Regions from separate parts of the Homo sapiens genome. Here region 2 is linked to region 1. A link is an interaction called in ENCODE POLR2A ChIA-PET data of the cell type or tissue named here. Cell type or tissue: Caco-2. All regions are shown on one strand. Links, peaks and the distances in the headings refer to the core of each region. The heading gives the core; the rest is flanking DNA. Region 1 overlaps DENND2B (DENN domain containing 2B). Region 2 has its middle 4.6 kb from the start of AKIP1.

Region 1 (4,402 bases), core at 175-4,174:
CCTCAGACAGGTCAGAAGCGCCCCTCAGGAAAGAGTCTTTTCCACTCTATCATTGAGGAAGCCAATGGGGTGGGGAGGCCAACTCCTTAGGCAGCTCCACCCTCCAGCAGTGGCATCACATCCAATAATTGGCATCTACCATGTCCCAGCTCCAAATCCATATGCAGATCTTGGCAACTACAAGGAACACTTCTGAATAAATGTTTTTACATATGTTAACTCATTTAATCTTCCTGAAAAGTCTATGAGGTTATCATGTTTATTATCTTCATTTTACAAATAAAAAACACTAAGGCACAGAAAGGTTTAATATCTCATCCGAGGTCACTCAGCTGGTAAGTGAAACCAGGACGTGAACTTCCACTACACTGGGCTGACTCTCTGAAGAGGAAGCAGTGCCTCTGCCACTTTCTGAACTGCCAGGGCCCTGAGGCAACTCAAGAGAAATCCCCACAGCACTCAGCACACCCCTGCCACAGCACTTGTAAGTATCAAGGGACTTCTTGGTCTTCCCTACTAGACCATGGTTTCTTCTAGGCCCAGGGACAAACAAATAGTGTCTGGAAGGTGCTCGGTGAATGATGAAGAGCAAAAGGAAGGGAAAGGTGAGCTTATTGAAGAGCACCATGAGCATACTTCCTCTTGGGCACACTTTTCTACTTGTCTACTAGAGTAACCACTGTCAACTTTCAGAATTCTTTCCAAACAGTTTCAGTTCAAAAACAGCAGGATTTGCCAACACTGCACAGCACAAGGCCTACCTGACCCTAAGGCCGTGGCCCTCAGCTCTGGGCTGCCCAGCCTCTCAGGCTCCGGAATGCCATGCTATCCACAGGAAGGCAGCCAGCTGCCCCTGAGCCAGGCTGCTGTCACTGCTCGCTCACACACAGAAAACTGGAGTTTGGGTGAGTCAGGGATTGGCTGACAATTCCCTGCTGGGTCACAGGCCTCTGGCTGCCCCCAATCAACAGGAAACCTCAACATGCTTAAGTTGTTTTTCAAAGGGCAAGTCAAACAAGAGCCATCCCATGTGTATATGGGCACAGATGAGAGAAATTCAGTGCCAAGCCAAGCCAATGACCAAAGAGGCTCTGCTCAGTGAGGAGGTGTGAACAGAGTAAGCCTCCGCACTCCCTGGGGTAGGGAGCGGCAGGGCAAGTCGCCAGGCTTGAGGCGGGGGGAGATCCCAACTTCCTCACAGTTCATGGAGGCCTTAGGTCTCTCTTATTTTATAGAACCATAAATACAAAAGGTCATCAGTCTAGCCCCTAAGTGAATGAGTGTCTGTGCTACACAAAGGACTCTGTTTTAGTTCTCAACTGAAGATGCATTTGACAGAGGACAATTTCATTTGTTTATTCATTCGACAAATACTTAGTGAGCACCTACTCTGTGCTAGGCCTGTTCTAGGTGCTAGATACAAGAATAAACAACACAGACATAAATTCATGTCCTCGTGAAGCTTATATTCTACTGGGAGATGGCAGGCACCTAATGAGACTCACAATCTCTTGGGAAGCCTTTTTAAACTATACATGCCTCACCTGCTCAGGCACTTTGATATGTGGTTCCCTAGGGCTGTGTCTCCCCAGCGGCCCAGGAGAGAATTCACCAGTCCATGGAACCACTGTTACTTATGGTAGTGTGGGGCATGGCTCCTTGGGATAGGAAAATGATTCAGGTCCTCTGGTCCATCTGATCCCAGCATGCTTTCAGAAAGAGTGATTCTATAACTTCCCTTAGTGGCTCCAGCACGAATAAATCCTCACAGGTTAAGAACTTTCTCTCAATGCCTACCCTGCTTCAACTGAGGTTTCATTTCTCCCCTCTCATGCAGCATAAAATAGAGAGTAGACTGGCCCTTTCCTCTGAAGGTCCTGTCTTTGGTGTCACTGCTGACCTGGGACCCACGGCTTCACGTGCTACCCTTGCCCCAGCCTCCCCACACAGGCCAGGCCCAGTGCACTGTACCACAGAGGAACCTGCCTGTGCTGACCTGAAGCCCCATATCACAGAGAAGGCACCAGTCACTCATTCCAAGGTCTGGTAAACAATAAAGATAAGGCCCTGCCCTCCTGGGGTGACATTCTCACTTGAGGGTAGAATTCTCTGTTATCTGTCTGCATGTTTCTGATTCTACCTCTTATTAGCAATGGACTCACACTCTGAACATCCAGTTTCATTTCTTCAAAACTGTTCCATTTTACATCGCAGGGTTGTCATATTGAGCCAATGAGACCATGGATGCAAAATGCTCATTATCATTAGTACTGTTTTTTTTTTTTATCAGGTTATGGCTAGCCAGTCAGTCTCAAGAGAGGGTAAGAACATCACAGCCTTGGGGTTCAAGTTTCAGTGTAGCCACTTATAAGCTTCATGACTTTGAGCAAGTAATCTTCTCTCCCTAAGCCTCAGTTTCCTTAACTCTAAAATGGGTGTTGGAAGATCACGTATCTCGGCCAGGTGCAGTGGCTCACGCCTGTAATCCCGGCACTTTGGGAGGCTGAGACAGATGGATGACCTGAGGTCAGGAGTTCAAGACCAGCCTGGCCAACATGGCGAAACCCAGTCTCTACTAAAAATAACAAAAATTAGCTGGGCGTGGTGGCAGGCAACTGTAATTGCAGTGACTCGGGAGGCTGAGGCAGGAGAATCACTTGAACCCAGGAGGCGGAGGTTGCAGTGAGCCGAGATCACGCCATTGCACTCCGGCCTGGGCAGCAAGAGTGAAAACAAGAGTCTCAAAAAAAAAAAAAAAAAAAAGAAAGATCACATATCTCAGAGAATCCCTGTGAGAAATAGTACCTGTCGCGCATTGAGCTTGGGGCCTAACACACAGTGTTCCATCTTAGCTTGATAATTACTCATATTCACAAGGGGCTGGCTCTTCAGAGTAATCACCTGGGAAATTTGGTCAGTTTGCCACTGTCAATGGATCCTGAACGCTGTCGGGGCAGGGGGGCGGGAGGGCGGGGAGTAAATCAAATATGACCATGAATTCTCAGCAGCTCAGGCTATGGAAAGGTGGAGTCTATTGCTCCGTCACTCGAATCTTGGTTGATCTCGGTGATTTGCTTTGAGTATAATACAATGTGGCAGTGGAAATTGAAATTGTTCAAATTCTAAACTTGAGGCCTCAAGAGGCCTTGTAGTTTCTCCCTTTACCCACCTGGAATGCTGCCCTGACACCGTCACATAAGGAAGCCAGTCTAGTCTTTTAGAGGACGAGAGGTCCCATGGAATGTGACCGAGGCACCTCTGTCAATAGCCAGCCTACAACTGCCTGACTCATGAATGAGGCCACCTTGGACCCAGACCCAGCCGGACACAGCTACATGAGTGCGCCCAGGGGAAACCAGCAGAGAACCACCAGAAAACCCACAGAAATGTGAGAAACAATCAACTGTGTTAAGCCACTAAGTTTTGGGGTGATTTGCTCCACGGCAGCAGTAAAAAGATGCAGGTGGGAAAGGCCACGCCTGCGTATCATTGGCCCATCCCATCCCAATGCAGAGCCACTGCCCTGGCCTTCCTTCCCCACTTCCCCACAGGCCAGCTTAGCTTCCATGATGTCTGGATTGGATCTCTCTCTCACTACTACAGGCTCTGATGCTCTTATGGGGGCACCCCCTGGAAGTGGAGCTAGTTCAGCCACCCTAAGAATCAGCTTCCACCAGTCTTTGCTCCCAGGCTGAAGGAGGGTCAGGAGAGTCTCACCTAGAGAGGGAACACTAGGGAGGCTTCAGGAGGGACACAATGGGAGCCAGGTGTCAGGATGTCTAGATCCTCGTGACAAAGAGTTTGCACAGCAGGTGTCATCCCCTGGCATGGATGGGAGAGAGTGCTCATTCCTGGGCTTCAGTTCCTCTCTGTCTAGTTGTTTCCTAGTTCCTCAAACTGAGACTCGGAGGGAAAGTAAGATCATTCTCCCCTGTTGGACAAGAGGAGACCACGGCCAAGAGAAGGGCAGGGCCTGCCTTCGGATGCCACCATGGGAGCAAAGCCACTGACAGTCTCTAGCTTCACTTCTTCATGGTTCCTAGGCCAGCTCCTTGCTAGCCTTCTCTGCATCTGAACGAAGGAAGCCACCTATCACCAAGACCACAGTGTGCAACCCCACCAGGCCGGAGATACATTTTGGCTCTCCATCCATTCAACCAGATATATTGAGCACCAAGTCTATTCCAGGCACTATTTTAGGCTGAGGTGGGAGGACTGCTAGAGCCTGGGAGGTCAAGGCTGCAGCAAGCCACAATCATACCACTGCACTCCAGCCTGGGCAACAGAGTGAGACCAGAGTGAGACCTTGTCTCAAAAGAAAAAAAAAAGGATCAGCAGAGACTAAAAACAGACAAAGTCTCTTTTTCTATAGGTTACATTCTGGTAGACACACATCAAGTTG
Region 2 (4,402 bases), core at 224-4,223, 170 kb after region 1:
GAACTTCCTTAACCTAATAAAGAGTATCTACAAAAAAACAAATATCATACTTAATGGTAAAAGGCTGAATGTTCTGCCTCTAAAATTGGGAACAAGGCAAAGATGTTCCCCTTGCCACTTCTATTCAACATTGTACTACAGGTTCAAGCCAGTGCGATTAGGCAAGAAAAAGAAGTCCTGATTGAAAAGAAAAAAGTTAGCCTTTCTTTATTCACAGAAGATCTGATCCAGTATACAGAAAATCCTAAAGAATCCACAAAAAAATTCTTAGAACAAGTAAATGAGTTTAACAAGGTTACAGGATACAATATCAATATGAAAAAGTCAACTATATTTCTATACACTAGTAATAATTTCATCTGAAAATGAAATTGAGAAAACAATTTCATTCACAACAGCATAAAAATACTTAATAAATTTGTTAAAAGAAGTGCAATATGTACACTAATCACTACACAATATTAGTAAAAAAAATAAAGAAAACTGAAATAAATGGACAGACATTCCATGTTCATAAATTCAAAAACCCAATATTGTTAAGATTGCAATTCTTCCTCAATTAATCTGTGAATTCAATATAATCTCTATCAAAACATCAACAGTTGTTACACAGAAGTTGACAAACTGAATTTAAATTTTATGGAAATAATGACTGTACTAGAATATAAAAATAATTTTGAAAATGAAGAACATAGTTGATATACTTCCCAATTTCCAAACTTACTACAAAACTACAATAATCAATACAGTATAATATGGCATAAGGACAGACATATAGATCAATAGAACATAATTTAAAGTCTAAAAGCTAACTCTTACATTTATGGTGAATTGATTTTTGACAAAGTTGCCAAGGGAATTTAATGAGAAAAGGATAGTCTTTTATACAAATGATACTGAGAAAATTGAACATCTGCATGAAAAGAAATGAATCTAGACCCTTACCTCATAATGCACATAAAAATTAATGCAAAATGGCATAGAGTTAAATGTAAAAACTAAAATATACAACTATTAGGAGGAAACATAGAAAAAATCTTCAAAAAAAATTTTCATGACCTTAGGTTAGGCAAAGATTTCTTAGATATAACACCAAAAGCACAATTTATAAAGGAAAAAAATTAATAAGTTGGAGTTCATCAAAACTTTAAATGTTAGTACTTCAAATTACACCACTAAGAAAATGAAATACATGACACAGCCTGGGAGAAAATACTTATGAATCATACATCTGGTGTGGGTGCGGCGGCTCAAGTCTGTATTCCCAAGAGAAATGAAAACATGTGTCCACACAAAGTCTTACTATGCATTATCAGTCAAAATAGCCCCAAACCAGAAACATTTCAGATGACCATCAACCAGTAAATGGATAAACAAAATGTAATATATTCATATAACGGGATAGTATTCAGTCATAAAAAAGAATGAAGTATTGATACATGCTACGACATGTGTGAGCCTCAAAAACATTATGCTAATTAAAAGAAGCCAGGCAAAAAAAGGTCACATATTATCAGATTCCATCTATATGAATTGTCCAGAAAAGGCGAATTCATAAGACAGCAAGCAGAAGACTGGTCACCTAGGACCAGAGGCAGGAGCTGAGAACTGACTGCATATGGTATACACTAGGGATTTTTCTCAGGTAATGACAGTGTTCCAAAACTGCACTTTGGTGATGTTGACAACTCTGTAAATTTACAAAAAATACTGAAATATACACTTAAGACAGGTAAATTTTATCATATGTACATTATACCTCAATAAAGAAGTCTTTTTTTTCTTTTTTTTTTTTTTTTTTGAGATGGAGTCTCGCTCTGTCACCCAGGCTGGGGTGCAGTGGCGCGACCTTGGCTCACTGCAAGCTCTGCCTCTCAGGTTCACGCCGTTCTCCTGCCTCAGCCTCCCCTGGGACTACAGGCTCCTGCCACCACGCCCAGCTAATTTTTTGTATTTTTAATAGAGATGGGGTTTCACCGTGTTAGCCAGGATGGTCTCAATCTCCTGGCCTCGTGATCTGCCCATCTCAGCCTCCCAAAGTGCTGGGATTACAGGTGTGAGCCACCGCGCCCAGCCAAGAAGTCTTCAAAAAAAAAAAAAAAAAAACTCTACATAAATTTCAACTGTTTATATTAAATATCTTCCAAATACTATTCCTTTGATCTCTGACTTTTAAAAATGACAAGATTTCAATCATTCCTGCTCTGCAACCAATTTTTTTAACTCCCAGTCAATTTTAAACAGATTGTGAAAGTTAATTCTCAGAAGTTTGATTCATTTTCTTTAATCTACATCATCAAGATGACAATTTTGATAATGAGTTTCTTTCATTCCCCCAATAACCCAGTGAGATGATGTAATCAGGCAAAATGAATGATCTAATGACTCAGTCTGTAATACTACCTTACAAAGCTGTGATGATTCCAAAGCTCTTAAGTCTGCTGGAGAAATAACAATACCATTTGTCAAATAAAATGATTTATACAGTTTCTGGTATGTACAGTATAAATCACTGTCTAACTCTGGCACAGTACCCACTTTTGCATCCTGGGTTTTTAACCCTTTTTGGCCCCCTTCACATAAAGAAAAGGAATTTACATTGCTCTTCACTGGACTTGTTTTTTCTCCTCAAAAAGTCCCAAATACAGCACCAGTCTCTTTCCCCATTTCACAATTAAAGACCTCTTCCAACGCATCTCCTCCAAAACATAGAACCCTGACAACTAACTTTCATCTGTTCTCATTAGTGAATTTACCCTTGTGAAGATAGAAGTCATTAAAAACTCATATCAATAGTTTATTTTTCTGTCAATACTGACAGTCTATTTCCCTGTTGACCAGGCACATTCCTAATTAGTTGCCCTCTCTCCATTTACAATTCCATTTTCAGTTCTCACCAGTGGCTTTCATTTGGCGTGGGCTATATTTGATCCACAAGGGGCCTGATGGTAGGTCATGTTCTATCATTATTCCCAGCCAATCTTAAAAAAGATAAAAAGGAATCTCTCAAGTCTCTCAATCTGTGGTTTACAGGATGAATCTTTAAAATTATAAATATGCACATATAAAAATATATTTACAAATATATTTACAAATAGAAAAATAAAAACAAATGCAAAGATTTAATTTAGAGTCTTTTGGTTTCAGTTTCATTTCAAGCATCTTCTTTCCCATAAATTTCTAAATGTTAAATTCTGAGAAAATGTAGTTACAATTGAATATTCATTACATTCATTAAAGTTCATGTAGGTAGGTGTTTTTTTAATAGAAAAGCCAACTCTTTTTTTTCTTAAGATAGGTTCTTACTCTGTTGCCCCGGCTGGAGGGCAGTGGCACGATCATAGCTCACTGCAGCCTCAACATCCTGGACTCAAGCAATCCTCCCATCTCAACCTCCCGAGTAGCTAGGACTACAGGTATGAGCCACCATGCCAGGCTAGTTTTTTAATTTTTTAAAAAATAGAGACAGGGGTCTCACTATGTTGCCCAGGCTGCTGTCAAACTCCTGGCCTCAAGTAATCCTTCCACCTCAACCTCCTGAACTTCTGGGATTACAGGTGTGAGCCACCACAAAGCCACCTCTTTATGTGGGCTAACAGAAGTCTATTTAACTTAAAAATTAAATCAGAGTAATTTCAACAAATGGCTACTGAACACCCGCTACTTAACAGGTCCTGGAATGTTTAGGGACAAATAAGGAACAGTTTCTGCCTTCAAGGAATTGAAAGGCTATTGGGAGAGAAGAAACCATAACTACACATAATTTAAATTAGATTGGAAAAGTACACACAAAAAATTTTTTTAAGGCTATGGCAACAGAGGTGGCAACTGGGAACCACTGGGAAAAGTTTCAAAGAGCTGACCTGACAAAAAGAAAGTAGTGCCTCAACTGGAATGACTAAAATAGAATGGGGAAGAGAGACAAATGAGATGAGGTGTGGCTATGATACTGGGTAAGTGAGAGCATATTTTGGGAGACCAGGCTGAAGCTTAAGATAATAATACTAGCTAATATTTATTGAGCACCTACTATGTACCAAGTACTATAAATGCACTTTATAGATATTAACTTACTTGATATTCACAATAACCCTATGAGGAATGTGCTAAAACCTTGAAATCCATAAAAAATAAAGAGGACCAAATTCTGTCCCACTCCAACCACACTTATTGTAAAAGCAGTTAACGGGTATCTTATCTACCTCTTCTCTCACTGATTCCTAGGCCATCAGGCCTAGCTTGAAAACTACATTCTCTGCAAAACCTTTCTTGATCCTCCCAGCTGAACATAGTCTCCTAAGCTTGATAGCATTTTATCTGTGTCAATCTTATGGCATGTCCGAATATTTTGTTCTTGGTATTATAGATTTTATGTGCATTCTTTCCTCTTTTTTATTCTCCT

Evidence for each region. ChIA-PET counts read pairs that join two places held together with the same protein. Peaks named below come from ENCODE experiments on the same cell type or tissue, not always from the same donor. Only the 100,000 strongest peaks of a DNase experiment are listed, where the experiment ranks them.
Region 2: POLR2A ChIA-PET joins it to region 1 with 5 read pairs; 3 of 35 experiments call an interaction of 5 or more read pairs at or near these places.

The regions. Positions count from the first base shown.
Region 1 is chr11:8,732,049-8,736,450 of GRCh38, forward strand. The region is part of intron 2 of DENND2B (DENN domain containing 2B); the gene reads right to left. Among named protein-coding and RNA genes, the nearest start is that of DENND2B-AS1, 35 kb to the right of the region's middle. In Caco-2, for the core only: no CTCF peak of the experiment used is centred there; DNase peaks (open chromatin) are centred at 2,023 and 3,246.
Region 2 is chr11:8,904,423-8,908,824 of GRCh38, forward strand. It overlaps a transcript of DENND2B not described here. Among named protein-coding and RNA genes, the nearest start is that of AKIP1, 4.6 kb to the right of the region's middle. In Caco-2, for the core only: no CTCF peak of the experiment used is centred there; no DNase peak of the experiment used is centred there.